Regions from separate parts of the Homo sapiens genome. Here all the other regions are linked to region 3. Evidence: chromatin loops called from intact Hi-C (ENCODE). Cell type or tissue: CD14-positive monocyte. All regions are shown on one strand. Each heading gives the region's core, and the rest is flanking DNA. Links, peaks and the distances in the headings are about the cores only.

Region 1 (6,139 bases), core at 1,089-5,088, 76 kb after region 3:
CTATGACACTCTGGTGTATTCCTGAAACTATTTATGACACTATTAAGCTCTTTTCTGTAATTTTACAATATGTTTGGTAAGATCTCAGCGCCAGATTTTTTTAAATGATGTGTTTATTTCTTTTAATTGACAAATACACATTGTATGTGTTTATGCGGTTGCACATGGTGTCTTGATGTATGTATCCATGGTGAGATGGATTTAAATATGCATGACCTCACAGACTTTGCAGCACTTTTTTGTGTGTGGTGAGAACACTTATTCAGAATGGGCTCCTTTAGTCGTTTTCAAATATTCAAGCCATTGTTACTAATTGCAGTCGCCATGGTGTCTCTGAGCTTTCCTGAAGTTATTTGTCCTGTCTCATGGACGCTTTGTGCCCTGTGACCGATCGTCTGCCCGGTGTTAAATGACACATCTTGAAAAAGAGGACAATACTTCCAGAGCGATTCGGTTTTATAGCAACAGAAAAGTAAGGGTGTTTTGACCATTTGAATAAAATAGTAAAATGAAATGTATCAGCTGCCTCCTGCTATTCCCACACAGGAGGACTTCCGGTGCTTGCTCCAATGTGGAGGCATTTTCTCTTGCAGCATTCTGAGCTACAATTATCTCTAGGCTGGGGACCCTTCCCGAGGCCCCCCAAACCTGGAATGAAAGTTTTTAGGGTCAGACCATGTGACTGGTTCCACTCGACCTCCAAAACGTTAAAAAGAAAAAAAAAAAAAGAGCCGGGCGCGGTGGCTCACGCCTGTCATCCCAGCACTTTGGGAGGCCGAGGCGGGCGGATCACGAGTTCAGGAGATCGAGACCATCCTGGCTACCACGGTGAAACCCAGTCTCTACTAAAAATACAAAAAAATCAGCCGGGCGTGGTGGTGGGCACCTGTAGTCCCAGCTACTCGGGAGGCTGAGGCAGCAGAATGGTGTGAACCCGGGAGGCATAGCTTGCAGTGAGCCAAAATCGGGCCACCGCACTCCAGCCTGGGTGACACAGAGACACTCTGTCTCAAAAAAAGGAAAAAACAAAAAACAAAAAACGCTTTGCCTTTGCTTGGCATCAGAGGACTCAGCAGCAAGTAAAGAGCACACACGTGCCCTCTGCACCACCTCCTCCTCCTTTTCTACAATGTCCTGAAAGTTTCGTGTTTAGTGGGCTTTGGAAAAGGGTGTGGAAAACCAGCAGGAGCAGATGAGTACTGGAGTGGCCAGCAGCAGGTGTGAACACCCTGGGGTGATGCTGGGGCTGAGTGAATTGGACATTTTTCAGCAGGGACACCCAGGCCAGTGGCGGGTCTTCATCCTCCCACCCTTAATGGAGATGAACGGCATTATTGAGAAAGCTGCAGGCACACACAGAGCACTGCTTAAATGATGTCCCTGGCTGCTGCTGTTACTATGTAATGATTGTGTTATTCTTATGAAAATCTGAAAGTTACAGGAATCTTGGAACTGCCTAATTTTTTTTAATTAATTAATTAATTTATTTCGAGACAGAGTCTCACTCTGTCGCCCAGGCTGGAGTGCAGTGGTGCGATCTCGGCTCACTGCAACCTCCACCTCCCGGGTTCAAGCGATTCTCCTGCCTCAGCCTCCCAAGTAACTGGGACTACGGGCGTGCACCACCACGCCTGGCTCATTTTTAATTTTATGTGAAACACCTGAATGATGTGATGATGGGGTTTAAGATAACCCAAGTGTTCGGGCGCGGCGGCTCACATCTGTAATCCCTGCACTTTGGGAGGCCAAGGCAGGCAGATCACTTGATGCCCGGAGTTTGAGACCAGCCTGGCCAACATGGCGAAACTCCATCTCTACTAAAAACACAAGAATTAGCTGGATGTGGTGGCACATGCCCATAGTCCCAGCTACTGGGGAAGCTGAGGAAGGAGAATCACTTGAACCCAGGAGGTGGAGGTTGCAGTGAGTTGAGATCATGCTACTGTACTCTAGCCTGGGCAACAGAGCAAAACTCTGCCTCAAAAGAAAAGAAAAGAAAAGAAAAAAACAGCAAAAAGAGAACCCAGGTACTGGCTCTCCTCCTGCGTTTGCCCCGGTTGAGTGCATTCCTGCATTAGTGCAAGCCTTAGTCACGTTGCAGAGGAACTCACACACCCCATGTGGCCTCGGGGACTTCACTCTGGGTTCGTCCTGTTTTTTGAGTTGCCTGGCTGATGAGAAAAAGTAAACATGGTTTGAATCAGTAGAAAGTGTCTTGTCAGACTGACTCATGCCATCTGTCGTCCGTTCCGCCTTGCCCTGATGAGCCATTACCCTGTCCCGGAAACATCTGGAGCTTTGAGAGGGCCGGGTGGAAACAGCAGTGGCAGTTGGGGGTTCTGCTGAGGGTCTGGTCTCTTTGCAAATTTGCAGAGAGGCTGAATGCCGTAAACGTGCAACACAGGCACCTGAGTTCTCCACCAGGCTCCTTCTCTGAGGGCATGGTTGCAGCTCTTGCTGGGTGGGTTTTGTTGGTGTTTTCTTCACATTTGTAGCCCCGGAGGTCGTTTTCAGGAGCAAAAAGGCAAGTGGGGGTGTCTGCTGTGAGCCCGCAATTTCCTGCCTACCACCTGAAAGCTCAGGGAATGTGATGAATTGGGAGATGAATCCTAGGCAATAAAGAGAGCAGTGGACTGAGTTAGGAGACGATAGCTTCATTTACAGAGATTCCTTTACTGACTGATGATCATTGATTGGGTTTGCTTCCCCATGAGGCTTCAAGCCAATAGCACGTGCATTTGCATCCATTTATATACACCTGGGGGACTGCCTTCCTCACACACACCTGGGGGACTGCCTCCCTCACACACACCTGGGGAACTGCATCCCTTCACATACATAGGGAACTGTGTCCCTCACACACCTGGAAGATTAGCCTCAGAGGTGTCTGCAGTACCAGATTCCACCAGGGAGTGAACGTCTGATTATGGGTGATTCAGGGTGCCCACGTCTATATGAAATCGAGAGCGGGTCACCTCCCTTTCCTCCCTACTCTCTGTGGGGTGGTGTTTGGGGAGCTGTCTTAAGTGTTAGTCACCCGAGGAGAAAATGGTGAGGGTGGGACTCTGTATCTGGGAGAAAGGAGACCTTGGAGGCAGGGGACAGACTGACAGAGCCTTGAGCGATGGAAGCTGAGGTCGAGGGCCCAAGGTCGATGATAGAATGCTTGGGGTTGTCTCTCCTCTGGTGTCCTTGTCCTTCAGGCATCCTGGAGTGACATTGAAATTGTTTCAATTAAAAACTGTAGAAACAGCACAGAGATAAGAATGGAAGACAAGCTCCAAGTGCGGGGCTGAGGCGAGTTCTCCAAGGACTAGGGCTAAGGGCAGAGGGTGGGAGAAGGGGAGAAGGGCGTGAGGGGCATACTGTGTCCTTTGCCACCCACTCTCAGACTTGTTGTCTTGGACCTCCGTCGGCTGAGCTTGGGGTCCGGGGAGCAGTGGGTTTGGACACTCAGTGGTGACGTCAGCCGTAGTCCTGAAGCAGAGGGGAAGTTGGCAATCCAGGCTTGCCTGGGGGTGACACTGGTGGCGGGAGGGCCTGTGCCCTCCCCTGTAACTGGGTTTGTGTGGGGTCCATGGGGGCATTGGGGTCAGTGGAAGGAACATGAAGTGAGCCAGAGCATCGTCACTGTGGCCTCTGAGGGCAGGTGGAGCAAGAAAAGGAGGAAGCTTCTAAGTGACACCTGGTCCCAGCTCAGTGGCTATGACCAGGGAAGTCATGTGGAGGAAAAGGCTGGTGGACTCTGAGGGTGATGGAGGAGGATGGGAGGGGCAAGCTAGGCTGGGGAGGTGGCAGGCCATGGACACACACCAGACAGACACACATGTGCATGCACACATACACAGGCACATACATGCATGCACACTCATGCCATGCATATATGCATGCATGCACACGTGTGCACCCACACAGCAAGTCACATGTGCACGTGAGCACACATGAAAACACACAAGCACATGCACATACTCCTGCAGTGCACATGCACACCCATATATGCATGCACACAGGTGTGTGCTCAGATAGCACCCTCACACATATGCACACAAGCACACAGGCAAACACGCAGACACATGAACAAATGCACATATATATTCATGCAGTGCACTTGTGCACATATACACATGCAAACAGGTGTGCATTCAGCACACTCACAATGCACATGAAAACACGTGTGCACACACATGCAGTGCAATACATATATGCATGCACATGTGTGCCCACACCATACACCCACACATACGTGCAGGAGCACACACGTGCACACACAGAAACCACATGAATGCATGAGCACGCGTATATGAAATACACATGTACACATGAGCACATCCACACGCGCACATGCATGAACATAGACACACACATGCATGTACATAGACACGCACATGCATGTACATAGACATGCACACGTATACCCAGGCCCTGCATTGGAAAAAATCCAAAATGTGGCTTGGTTGCAAAGAGCACATGAAGAGCTGTTGAATGCAGAGGTGCCCAGCAAGAAGCATGGACCTAAACCCGAAGGTGGTTGGGGGAAGCTTGGGGACACCTGGGTGGGCAAATGGCCCCCCTGAGGCCCAGGGACAGATGCAAAAACCCAGCAAGCCAGGAGGGTCTTTGAAAAAAAAAATGTGTACCACATGTGACATTTCCCATGTGAGGGAAGCATCGAGATCATACTGTGTTTTCCCTGTGCCCTGCGATTTTGCAGCTGACATGCCCTTTCTGTGGAAATATATAGCAGTCCTCATGCTAGGATTGCGTGTTCTGTGTCAGGCAGCTGGGCATGGGAGTGCAGGGTGTGGGGTGGAACCTGGGAGGAGAGTTCTAGTTTTACCACTGTGTTCCGGCCGTGGGGTGTCCTGGGGAATGGAGGCCACCTCCTGACACTGGAGTTTCCTGGGTTCTGCTGTGAGCGAGGAGTGGGAGAAGACAAGACTCTGGTCTTAGAAACCTTCCGAGTCTCGTACGCCCTTGACTGCCGTTTCTGAGTATTTCCTGAAGCTTGGGAAGGATGAGTCACTTTAAGGGGATTGTCCTATGTTGCTTTGTTTTGTTTCTTTAGTGACGGTGTCTATGATCATCTTCTGTTTATGAGGGTGAAATTACAGAAATAAGAAGGGTTACACTTAAAATAATATCTGTACTTTACTTTCACGTGTGGGGTTTTTTTTTGTCATTGCTGCTGCTTTTTTTTCTTTAACATTCTGACAGTTCTGTCTGCTTATTATTAAGTCTTCCTACCTTTCTAAAGAGAATGTCTTTCTTGCTAAAGAATACATTATGGACTCTTGGAATCTCTTTGTTGGGGTGGAGGGGGTGGGGACTTGCCCTGACTTGCTGGGAATGCCCATAGGGTTTAGAAGTCACGTCTACCGCTGAGGCACTAACAAAGGTAAGCCTTCAAGGAAGCACTGTCATTTCCGGGGAAGAGAGTTTTGAGGAAATTGAAACAGTTACGAATTGATCTAGCAGTCCCTCTACTAATGTATCTACATATGAAGATATGTAGAGATGACTTTTTTTTTTTTTTTTTTTTTGAGATGGAGTCTCCCTCTGTCACCCAGGCTGGAGTGCAGTGGCATGATCTCTGCTCACTGCAACCTCTACTTCCCGGATTCAAGCGATTTTCCTGCCTCAGCCTCCTGAGTAGCTGGGATTACATGCGCATATCACCACGCCTGGCCAATTTTTTTGTATTTATAGTAGAGACGGGGTTTCACCATGTTGGTTGGGCTGGTCTCGAACTCCTGACCTCGTGATCCTCTCACCTTGGCCTCCCAAAGTGCTGAGATTACAGGTGTGAGCCACCGCACCCGGCCCCAGAGATGACTTCTAAACCTTCAGGGTATTCCCAGCAAGTCAGGGCAAGTCTATATATATATAATATATATATGTGTATATATATATTTGTATAAATATATAATTCGTATATATAGTATGTATATATAGTATATATAGTATGTATGTATATGGTGTGTATATATGTAGTGTGTGTATACATAGTATGTGTATATACAGTATGTATGTATATAGTATGTGTATATATAGTATGTGTGTGTATTATATATATATATAGTATGTGTATGTGTGTATATATATATATGTTTATTTGGGATAAGGAAAGGAAATCAGTATG
Region 2 (6,139 bases), core at 861-4,860, 65 kb after region 3:
GCCAGTGGTGTTGAGGGTGGAAAACCCTGAGGAGGGCTTGGGAGTTGCATGTATGCGCTGATTCAGGGCTGCCCCTGCAGTTAGGAGCCTGCCGTCCCGACAGTAGAGTCGCACACATCCGATGCATCCCTGCTCTCTGGCAAAGGCTGATTTGCCCCACCCCCCGGGGCAACGGCACAGCGGCCTGTGCGGTTTGAAAAACTCCAAACATCTACGGAACCGACATCTCTTGAACAATACCAGGCCTCTTCAGGATTCCCTCGCCCCAGTAGAGCAAGTGTGGGCTTCGTTGTTTTTTTTTTTTTTTAACTCTCTCCAGAGCTCTTGTCTCCTGCCCCTGTGGGTGTGTGTGGAAGTTATTAGGAGAATGTTTCTGGGCAGAGGAAGTGGGTTTTATCATCCAGCGAGTTTGCCTTGATTTTCCATCAGCGCGTTTGGCTCTGGTAAAAGTTGATTGCTTTGCATTTAACTCCCTACTTTAGGCCGAGCACGGTGACTCAGGCCTGTAAATCCCAGCACTTTGAGAGGCCGAGGGCCGGTGGGTCACATGAGGCCAAGAGTTCGAGACCAGCCTGGCCAACATGGCAAAACCCCGACTCTACTAAAAATACAAAAATTAGCCGGGCGTGGTGGTGAGCGCCTATAATCCCAGCTACTCAGGAGGCTGAGGCAGGAAAATCACTTCAGCCCGGGAAGCAGAGGTTGCAGTGAGCTGAGATCGTGTCACCGCATTATGGCCTGGGTAACAGAGAGAGACTCAGTCTCAAAGAAAAAAAAAAACTTCCTGCTTTAGCTCTTTCTCCTTTCTCTGTGTATGAGACAGAGTTTTCATGTAAAGACAAATACATGTCTTTACACTTTGGAGATACTCAAGTAAATGATTGTTTGTCTGGAAATCATTTTTCTTCCTGAAGGTCCTATGGTGGGTACATGCTGTCATTTAGAAAGAAATGCAGCTCATACAATACTTTTCCCAATTCAGCATTTAGGAATCATGGCGGGATTTCATGGATACTGTCTGGAATGTTTTCGGACTCAGATATCTTCCCCCGGGGAAATAGACTTCTCAGTAGCCACGTGGACCTTGTGCTGGTTTTCAGTCCTGCTGAAAATGTTCTGAGCACTCTTGTTACTTTAGGGGAAAAGAATTACGTGTCCTTTGTGATTTATAGACACAGTAAGAAATAAGACCTGTGTGTCTCTCGGGGTGCGAAGGAGGAAAAGTCTTTTTTTTTTGAGATGGAATTTTCCTCTGTTGTCCAGGCTGGAGTGAAGTGGCACGATCTCAGCTCATGGCAATCTCTCCATCTCAGGTTCAAGCAGTTCTCCTGCCTCAGCCTCCCAATTAGCTGGGACTACAGGCATGCACTGCATATCTGGCTAATTTTTGTATGTTTAGTAGAGAAGGGGTTTCACTATGTTGACCAGGCTGAAAAATATTTTTTTGAGGTGGGGTCTCTGTTGCCCAGACTGGAGTGCAGGGGTGCAATCAGGGCTCACTACAGCCTCCACCTCCTGGGCTCAAGCAATCCTTCCACCTCAGCCTCTGTAGTAGCTGGGACTACAAGCACACACCACTGTGCCTGGCCACTTTTAAATTTTTTTGTAGAGACAGGGTCTTGCTATGTTGCCCAGACTGAAAAAAAAGTCTTTTTTTTTTTTTTGAGACAGTGTCTCACTGTGTCACCCAGGCTGGAGTGCAATGGCAGGATCTTGGCTCACTGCGACCTGTGTCTCCCGGGCTCAGGCAATTCTCCTGCCTCAGACACCTGAATAGCTGGGAATACAGGCACATGTCACCACACCTGGCTATTTTTTGTATTTTTAGTAGAGACGGTGTTTCACCCTGTTGGACAGGCTGGCCTCAAACTCCTGGCCTCAAGTGATCTGCCCACCTTGGCCTCCCAAAGTGCTGGGATTACAGGTGTGAGCCACCTGAAAAATCATTGTAAAAATCAACTGTCCTACATTCTTATTTGGAAGTGACTCCTCTAACCAAAGACAGGGAAAAACAAACCAAACTTTATTAACATGCGTTTTTCATTGATACATGAGAGATACCTAGAAATGGGTAGTTTTCAAGGAAGTGGCTTGGATTCTAGCTGCTCTAGTACCCTCAACAAAGAACAGTCCATTTTTAGAGAATTGGCAGAGAAAGACAAAGGACTTTGAGTCTTCAGGGGCAGCAACAAAATGGCAGAGAAAGGCTGGTTATTGAAGCTTGTTCATTCTGAGTCCTGTGTTCCATGTCCCAGGCCCATGTGGATTTTCTGCTGTCTTCCGTGCTTCACCTCTGTTCTCCCAGTTGGGGAGGTGGGGTTCGGATTGCTTGTGAATGTGGGCTCATCGTTGCTGGTGTAGCTGCAGGCTGCAGGCTGTCCAGGGCTTGAGGATTTGCTGATATTCTTTCTTTTCTTTTCTTTTTATTTTGAGATGAAGTCTCGCTCTTTTTCCCCAGGCTGGAGTGCGATGGTGCGATCTCGGCTCACTGCAACCTCTGCCTCCCAGGTTCAAGCAATTCTCCTGTCTCAGCCTCCTGAGTACCTGGGATTACAGGTGCCCGCCACCACACCTGGCTAATTTTTGTATTTTTTTAGTAGAGGTGGAGTTTCACCATCTTGGCCAGGCTGGTTTCGAACTCCTGACCTCAGGTGATCCGCCCGCCTCGGCCTCCTAAAGTGTATTCTTTTTTGATTTATTCCCAGTCTCTTGGCTGAAACATGGTAGCTCACCAGCATTTCTACTCCCATTTGTCCAACTGACGGTATCTTTTCACATCTCTAGAGACCAGAAGGACTTCCTCTTCTTGAATTTCCTGTTCAGTATTCTTTCTTGGCTTGGTTCCTTGGTGAGTTTTGAGGAGATGGTGCATGGGTGTGTTTTTCGGCTTTGTTTTAGTATGACTCAGGGTTGCCACCATGCCTTGTACGGTCTCCTAGTCATAGTATTAAAGTTTCCGCTTAGCAGGAAACCAGAAACTTCCTTTCTTCTCCCCCAGAGTCAGATTCAAACCAGTGTTTCTCAAGTGGGCTGTGAAAGTAGCTTGCAGCCACCCACCTTGCAAAGAAGAAAATTCAACAGAGGAGAGGAGAAAATGCCCACAGGGTACATGGAAAGCCTTGCTAAAGAAGCCGCATGGGCAAAGCTTTTGTTCCGCTCCCTCTGTCCCGGTGGGCTGGGCTGAGATATAATATATGTTTGTCATTGTGGACGGCAGCTGGATGAGTCTGAAAGCGGTTGCAAACCCCTTTAATTCACTTTGCTTTCTCAACTTTGAATGGTGTCGTGGGCTGGGGTGGGTCCCCTGTTTTTGAGAATCACCTGAAAGAGTCTGATTTTCTGCATCTTTTCGGGGAGTAAAGCTGTTGCTCCAAAGCGCTGTTTAAAAGCTGATAATAGTGTATCTGGTTGAGCTAACAGCCCTTCTTGAGGAGGCAGCAGACTGGCCAGAGGGTTCTGCAGGCATTACTCATCAGCGACACCTGAGTTTGCCCAGGTAGCCTGACTCTTGTTTGTTTCTGCTTTGCCTGACCCTGCAAAATTATTGTCCAAATGCACCCTGGCAAGCATTGATCCACGAGGGGATGCTGACCAGAAGGAGCTTTCGTTTCTGCACGATGGACTGGAACACGATGGACTGGAATGATGACAAGAATAAACACACTGCATTGTCTTTTAGGGCCAATGGACTTGGAGGCATAGAGATTTTATAACTACTGCCAGAACCCAAATATTGCCAGTCGGCCTCTTCTGCTGCTGTTGCTAGCTGTCTTCTTCTGGGGGAAATGGGTTGGGTTCTAAATATGAATTAACACAGGGCTGTCTTCGATGAATTCAGCACAAAATGTTCTCAGCAATTGAACACTCGGAGAGAAGTGTTAGGCATTTAGTGCAGACTCATAGAATAGCAGGACAGGGAGGGATTTGGATCTGGGCAAGCAGGAGATGGATATGAACATCTGTCTTTTGAGACCGTGCCGAGGTGGCAATGAAGGTAGAGGCCCCCTGTGTTGAGGTCTTTACTCAAGAGGCTGTGGTCCTTTGGGACTAACATAGCATCCGATAGACAGACAAGATGGACAGCTACAGCCACCTATGGGAAGCGGTTTCTACTCTTAAACCACAAGCCCCTAGACACTCATCATATCATAAACATATCACCGGGCAGTGGCTTGCAATCTTTTTTTTTCTTTGTTTCTTTTTTTTTTTTTTTTTAGACTTGCCCAGGCCGGAGTGCAGTGGCACGATTGTAGCTCACTGCAGTCTTGACCTCCTGGGTGCAGGTGAATCTCTCACCTCAGCCTTCCAAGGAGCTGGGACCACAGGCATGTGCCACCCTCAGCTAATTTTTAAAATCTTTTTGTAGAATCGGAGTCTGACTACATTGCCCAGGCTGGTCTTGAACTCCTGGGCTCAAGCAAACCTCTCGCCTCAGCTTCCCAAAGTGCTGGGGTTACAGGCGTGAGCCACCATGCTCAGCCTGCAATCATTTTTTTTGAGACAGGATCTCACTCTGTCGCCCAGGCTGAAGTGCAGTGGTGTGATCTCAGCTCACTGCAGCCTCGAACCCCCAGGCTCAGGTGACCTGCCCACCTTAGCCTTCTGTGTAGTTGGGACTATGGGCACATGCCACCACACTCAATTAATTTTTACCTTTTTTGTAGATACAGAGTTTTGTTCTGTCGCCCAGGCTGGTGGACATATTTTAATCCTACAGAGTCCAGGCTAAAAACACACCAGTAACTGTGATGCCCATCCCTCCTGCATTCCTGATTTCTGAGTGATGGTTTCAGACACAAACCTGCTTGACCACCCTCCAGTAGCTCTTGCTGACCTAGATCCGAGGTTCTCAGCTTTGGCCCCATTGCGGGAAGCTTGGAAACGTCACTCTTGCCCAGGGTTACCTGGGTAGTCTGGTTTATAGACGTGTTAGGTGTTTTAATTTTTTTTTTTTTTTGAGACAAGATTTTGCTCTGTCACCCAGGCTGGAGTGCAGTGGTACAGTCATAGCTCACTGCAGCCTCAACCTCCTGGGTTCAAGCAGCCCACCTACCTCAGCCTCGAAAGAAGCTGGGACCACAGGTGCACCTCACCATACCCAGCTAATCTTTTCTTTCTTTTTGTTTTTTTCTTTTCTTTCCTCTTCTTTTCTTTTCTTTTGTTTTCTCTTCTCTCTTTTCTTTCTTCTTCTTCTTTTTTTTAGACAGAGTCTTGCTGTGTTGCCCAGGCTGGAGTGCCTTGGTGCAATCTTGGCTCACTGCAACTTCCGCCTCCCTGGTTCAAGTGCCTCTCTTGCCTCAGCCTCCTGAGTAGCTGGAACTACAGGCACGCACCACCACGCCTGGCTAATTTTTGTATTTTTAGTAGAGACGGGATTTCACTATGTTGGCCAGGATGGTCTCGAACTCCTGACGTCGTGATCTGCCCACCTCGGCTTCCCAAAGTGCTGGGATTACAGGTGTGAGCCACCGCGCCCAGCCTTTTTTTTTTTTTTTTTTTTAAATTACAGAGTCTCACTCTGTCACCAGGCTGGAGTGCAGCGATGCAATCTTGGCTCGCTGCAACCTCTGCCACCCAGGTTCAAGTGATTCTTCTGCCTCAGCCTCCCTCAGGCGTGAGCTGGCACGCCCAGCCAAATTTTTCATTTTTTGTAGAGACAGGGTCTCCCTATGTTGCCCAGTTTAGTCCTGAACTCCTGAGTTCAAGCCATCCACCTGCCTTGGCCTGGCAAAGTCTTGGGTTTATAGGCGGGAGCCACTGCATCCCGCTATTAGGAATTTTTAAAAAGCCCCTCGGAGGGTCTTCATGTGTGGCTGAGTTGTCAAGAATCATTGTTATTTTACTAGATATTCTGTTTCTTCCCTCCTACATGAGATTTCCCATGACCGCCTCTCGGATGTGAATGTCTATGCCATGGATTACATTTTTCAAAGAGCATTCAGTTTGTTATTTCATCTTCAGCGAGCCCTTAAGATATTTCTCATGGGCCTTTTGTAGATAAAGACACTGGGGTCAGAGAGTTCAGGAGCTTGCTGGTGATCACATGGTCAGCATGGGGAAAAATGCATGTGGACATGAGTTCTGTTGGTGGTGAGACGTGGGCACAGGGGTTGCTGGGCTTGGGAGTTGGTGGCTGCGT
Region 3 (6,139 bases), core at 859-4,858:
AACTTTCTGGCTCACATTGTTACATTTCCTGGTTCAAATGGATAATAGTAGCACTTCCTGGTTCACAGGGACATTGTGACACTTCCTGGTTCTTATGGGTAATTGTAGCATTTCCTGGTTCACAGGGACATTGCAACGCTTTTTGGTTCATACACATAATTGTTAGCACTTCCTGATTCCCAGGGACATTGCAACACTTCCTGGTTCATAGGGATAATTGTAGCACTTCCTGTTTCATAGGGACATTGTAATACTTTCTGGTTCATACGAATAACTCTAGTACTTCCTGGTTCATATAGATAATAGTAGCAATTCCTGGTTCACATGGACATTGCAACACTTCCTGTTTCACAGAGACATTGCAACACTTCCTGGTTCATTCTGATAATTGTATAACTTCCTGGTTTGCAGGGACATTGTAACACTTTCTGGTTCATATGGATAATAGCACTTCCTGGTTCATAGGGACATAGTAACATTTCCGGGTTCATACATACGGATAATTGTAGCACTTCCTGGTTCATACGGATAATTGTAGCACTTCCTGGTTTGCAGGGACATTGCAATACTTCCTGGTTCATATGGATAATTGTAGCACTTCTTAGTTTTTAGGATCATTGTGACACTTCCTGGTTCATAGTGACACTGCCACACTTTCTGGTTCATATGGATAATTGTAGAACTTCCTGGTTCATAAAGACATTTGGAACCGTCTGGTTCATAGGGATAATTGTAGCACTTCCTGGTTCATAGGGACATTGCCACACTTCCTGGTTCATCTGGATAATTGTAGCACTTCCTGGTTCATAGGGAAATTGTGACACTTTCTGGTTCATAGTGACATTGCCACACTTCCTGGTCCATGTGGATAATAGTAGCACTTCCTGGTTCGTAGGGACCTTACCACACTTCCTGGTTCATCCAGATAATTGTAGCACTTCCTGGTTCATAGGGATATTGCCACACTTTCTGGTTCATATGGATAATTGTAGCACTTCCTGGTTCATATGGATAATAGTAGCACTTCCTGGTTCACAGGTACATTACAACACTTCCTGGTTCATTCAGATAATTGTAAAACTTCCTAGTTTGCAGGGACATTGTAACACTTTCTGGTTCATATGGATAATTGTAGCACTTCCTGGTTCATAGGGAAATTGTGACACTTTCTGGTTTATAGTGACATTGCCACACTTCCCGGTCCGTGTGGATAATAGCACTTCCTGGTTCGTAGGGACATTGCCACACTTCCTGGTTCATCCAGATAATTGTAGCACTTCCTGGTTCATCGGTAAATTGTGACACTTTCTGGTTCATAGTGATATTGCCACACTTCCTGGTTCATAGTGACATTGCCACACTTCCTGGTCCATGTGGATAATAGTAGCACTTCCTGGTTCATAGGGACATTGCCACACTTCCTGGTTCATCCAGATAATTGTAGCACTTCCTGGTTCATAGGGATAGTGCCACACTTCCTGGTTCATAAGGATAATAGTAGCACTTCCTGGTTCACAGGTACATTACAACACTTCCTGGTTCATTCAGATAATTGTAGAACTTCCTAGTTTGCAGGGACATTGTAACACTTTCTGGTTCATATGGATAATTGTAGCACTTCCTGGTTCATAGGGAAATTGTGACACTTTCTGGTTCATAGTGACATTGCCACACTTCCTGGTCCGTGTGGATAATAGCACTTCCTGGTTCATAGGGACATTGCCACACTTCCTGGTTCATCCAGATAATTGTAGCACTTCCTGGTTCATAGGGATATTGCCACACTTTCTGGGTCATATGGATAATTGTAGCACTTCCTGGTTCATATGGAAAATAGCACTTCCTGGTTCACAGGGACATTACAACACTTCCTGGTTCATTCAGATAATTGTAGAACTTCCTAATTTGCAGGGACATTGTAACACTTTCTGGTTCATGTGGAGAATTGTAGCACTTCCTGGTTCATAGGGAAATTGTGACACTTTCTGGTTCATAGTGACATTGCCACACTTCCCGGTCCATGTGGATAATAGTAGCACTTCCTGGTTCATAGGGACATTGCCACACTTCCTGGTTCATCCAGATAATTGTAGCACTTCCTGGTTCATAGGGATATTGCCACGCTTTCTGGTTCATATCGATAATTGTAGCACTTCCTGGTTCATATGGATAATAGTAGCACTTCCTGGTTCACAGGTACATTACAACACTTCCTGGTTCATTCAGATAATTGTAGAACTTCCTAGTTTGCAGGGACATTGTAACACTTTCTGGTTCATATGGATAATTGTAGCACTTCCTGGTTCATAGGGAAATTTTGACACTTTCTGGTTCATAGTGACATTGCCACACTTCCCGGTCCGTGTGGATAATAGTAGCACTTCCTGGTTCATAGGGACATTGCCACACTTCCTGGTTCATCCAGATAATTGTAGCACTTCCTGGTTCATAGGGATATTGCCACACTTTCTGGTTCATATGGATAATTGTAGCACTTCCTGGTTCACAGGGACATTACACACTTCCTGGTTCATTCAAATAATTGTAGAACTTCCTAGTTTGCAGGGACATTGTAACACTTTCTGGTTCATATGGAGAATTGTAGCACTTCCTGGTTCATAGGGACATTGTAACACTTCCTGGTTCATAGGGACATTGTAACATTTCCAGGTTCATATGGATAATTGTAGCACTTCTTAGTTTTTAGGATCATTGTGACACTTCCTGGTTCATCTGGATTATTGTAGCACTTCCCGGTTTATAGGGAAATTGTGACACTTTCTGGTTCATAGTGACATTGCCACACTTCCTGATTGATATGGATAATAGCACTTCCTGGTTCATAGGGACATTGCCACACTTGCTGGTTCATCCAGATAATTGTAGCACTTCCTGGTTCATATGGATAATAGCACTTCCTGGTTCACAGGGACATTGTAACACTTCCTCTTTCATTCCGATAATTGTAGAACTTCCTAATTTGCAGGGACATTGTAACACTTTCTGGTTCATACGGATAATTGTAGCACTTCCTGGTTCATAGGGACATTGTAACATTTCCAGGTTCATACAGATAATTGTAGCACTTCCTGGTTCATAGGGACATTGTGACACTTCCTGGTTCATATGGATAATTGTAGCACTTCCTGGTTTGCAGGGACATTGCAATACTTCCTGGTTCATAGGGATAATTGTAGCACTTCTTAGTTTGAGGGACATTGTGACACTTCCTGGTTCATAGTGACACTGCAACACTTTTTGGTTCATATGGAAAATTGTAGTATTTCCTGGTTCATAACGACATTTGGAACCGTCTAGTTCATAGGGATAATTGTAGCACTTCCTGGTTCGTAGGGACATTGCCACACTTCCTGGTTCATCTGGATAATTGTAGCACTTCCTGGTTCATAAGGATAGTTGCAACACTCCCTGGGTCATCACCCCCATCCTGCCATCTGCTCCAGCCCTATGCAGCCACTCAGAAATCTACTTCCTATCCCATGGATTTGCCTATCAGGGGCATTTCAAACGGCCTCCCATGTGGTTTTGTGCCTGGCTTCTTTCACTCAGCATAATATTTTCGAGGTCCATCGATTTTGTACCATGCATCAGAATTTCATTCCTTTTGATGGCAGAATGACATTCCATTGTATGGGTAGACCACATTTTGTTTATCCATACACTTGTTGTTGGGCATTGGGTTATTTCCACTGTGTAACTACCATGAATAATGCTTAGCACTTAGCATACGGTTAAGACTTCTATGTACATACTTGTCTGAGTAACTGTCTTCAATTTTTTGGGTAAATACCCAGGAGGGGAATGGCTGGGTCATATGATAACTCTATGTTTAACCATTGAAGGATCCGCCAGGCTGCTTTTCAAAGCAACCGCACCATTGCACCATCCCACAAACAATATAAGAGTGCTCCAGTTTCTGCACATCTGAGCCAACACTTGTCACTGTCCATATTTGTCATTAGAGCCATCCTAGTGTGTATGATGGGCTATCTCATTGTGGTTTTGATTTGCATTTCCCTGATGACCAGATAGGTTGGCTTTCAAGTTTTCATGTTCTTTCTTCTTCTCTGTCAAGTAGATGAGTAATACTTAAATAAATATTTCTTACTCAGCATTTTGATGTATTTATTCATAGCCTTATTAATGCTTGACTTTATTTGTTTATCTCTCAGATATGGGTCTCTAAATGTCAGTTTCAAGAAGGAACTGTGTTTTGTTCAACTCCAAAATCCCCAGATCTATCTAGGACACTGCCTGAAACACAGAAGGGGTTAAAAAAATATGGATGAAATATAATAGCAAATGCATGTCCTATTTTAAAATATCGACAGTTATTCTATTTGCAGAACAATAAATTCAATGTGAAGACTAAGATACTGTTGATTATTTATGTGTGTATGCTCGTATATGTATATATACATACATATGTGTGTATACCTCTACATGTATGTATAGGTATGTATAGGTATACATATGTATATGTACAGACATATGTATAGGTATACATATGTATATGTACAGACATATGTATAGGTATATACACATATACAAGCATATATATATACATATGCAAGCATACCCACATTATGTACATATATGTAATATATATATATATACACACTCACATATACATACACACACACATATATTTACACATATCTTTATAAAACACAGACCTAGGATATTTTCCCTAGAATCAGGTCCAAGGCAGATAGTTGAAAAATGTCTGATTTCTAATTTGTGGTTGAAATAAAACTAAGAACATTTCATTATTTTCATCATGATTTATTTTGCTGACTTGTTGAACATATGCAGGCTTGTTACCTGGGTGGACTGTGTGATGCTGAGGTTTGGGGTATGACCGATCCCATCACCCGGGTAGTGAGCATGGCACCCAATAGGTAGTTCTTCAGTTCTTACCCTATCCCTCCCTCCACCCTCTAGGAGCCCCCAGTGTCTGTTCCTCTCTTTGTGTCCATGAGTACCCAATATGTAGATCCACTTATAAATGAGAATGTGCAATATTTGGTTTTCTGTTTCTGGATTAGTTTGATTACAATAAGAACCTCCAGCTCCATCCACGTTACTGTAAAGGACGTGGTTTTGTTCTTTTCTGTGGCTGTGTAGTATCCCACAGCGTCTATGGACCACATTTTCTTTATCCAGTTCACCCTTGATGGGCATTTAGGTTGATTCCATGTCTTTGCTATGGGGAATAGTACTGTGATCAACATGCTTGTGCAGGAGTCTTTTTGGTAGGATAATTTATTTTCCATTATGTATGTATCCAGGAATGGGATTGCTGAACTAAATGGTAGTTCTCTTTTTAGTTCTTTGAGAAATCTGGGAGATATGTCTTGGAATGAACTTCATATAGCTTTTTACTGCCTCCCTTTTAAAATGCTTCCAGAAGGCTGTCCCTTATTTGGTGCACAGAAACTGGCTAAAAAATAAATGTGACCAGCTGGGAGTGGTGGCTCACGTCTGTAATCTCAGCACTTTGGGAGACTGAGGCAGGTGGATCACCTGAGGTCAGGAGATCAAGACCATCCTGGCCAACATGGTGAAACCCCGTCTCTAGTAAAAATACAAAAAATTAACTGGGCGTGGTGGCGGGCGCCTGTAATCCCAGCTACTCAGGAGGCCAAGGCAGGAGAATTGCTCGAACTTGGGAGCCAGAGGTTGCAGTGAGCTGAGATGGCTCCACTGCACTCCAGCCTGGGCGACAGAACGAGATTCCGTCTCAAAAACAAACAAACAAACAAAAATTAGCCAGGCATGGTGGCACACACCTATAGTCCCAGCTACTCAGGAGGCTGAGGCAGGGGAATCACTTGAACCCGGGAGGCGGAGGTTGCAGTGAGCTGAGATCTCACCATTGCACTCCAGCCTGGGCGACAGAGCAAGACTCGGTCTCAAAAAAATAAATAAATATAAATACAATTAAAACAAATAATATAAAAACGTGACCTGCAGCCACCTCTCCAAGGGGCCTGGATACCAATGGAAGGAAGTGAAAAGGAGGAGATGAAAAATTTACACCTTGAAAGCTGAAAGTGTTCTAATATTACCAATGCTGTGGAGTCAGACACATCGAAAGTGACTCTAATACCTCCTG

Evidence for each region. A loop is a pair of places that touch in the nucleus more often than their neighbours do. Peaks named below come from ENCODE experiments on the same cell type or tissue, not always from the same donor. Only the 100,000 strongest peaks of a DNase experiment are listed, where the experiment ranks them.
Region 1: it touches region 3 in a loop (4-fold over the local background); 16 of 110 quality-filtered maps call a loop at or near these places.
Region 2: a loop joins it to region 3, with 3 times the contacts of the local background. A loop is called at or near these places in 15 of 110 quality-filtered maps.

What each region holds. Positions count from the first base shown.
Region 1 is chrX:2,705,349-2,711,487 of GRCh38, forward strand. All of the region lies in intron 1 of CD99 (CD99 molecule (Xg blood group)), which reads left to right. Among named protein-coding and RNA genes, the nearest start is that of CD99, 17 kb to the left of the region's middle. In CD14-positive monocyte, for the core only: a CTCF peak has its summit at 2,844; DNase peaks (open chromatin) are centred at 2,193, 2,973, 3,463 and 4,993; H3K4me3 peaks cover 2,529 bases; H3K27ac peaks cover 3,544 bases.
Region 2 is chrX:2,693,988-2,700,126 of GRCh38, forward strand. The region is part of intron 1 of CD99 (CD99 molecule (Xg blood group)); the gene reads left to right. Among named protein-coding and RNA genes, the nearest start is that of CD99, 5.8 kb to the left of the region's middle. In CD14-positive monocyte, for the core only: no CTCF peak of the experiment used is centred there; a DNase peak (open chromatin) is centred at 2,884; H3K4me3 peaks cover 1,689 bases; H3K27ac peaks cover 1,988 bases.
Region 3 is chrX:2,629,293-2,635,431 of GRCh38, forward strand. It overlaps the pseudogene CD99P1. Among named protein-coding and RNA genes, the nearest start is that of LINC00102, 17 kb to the left of the region's middle. In CD14-positive monocyte, for the core only: no CTCF peak of the experiment used is centred there; DNase peaks (open chromatin) are centred at 1,239, 1,869, 2,379, 2,859 and 1 weaker place; H3K4me3 peaks cover 384 bases; H3K27ac peaks cover 2,783 bases.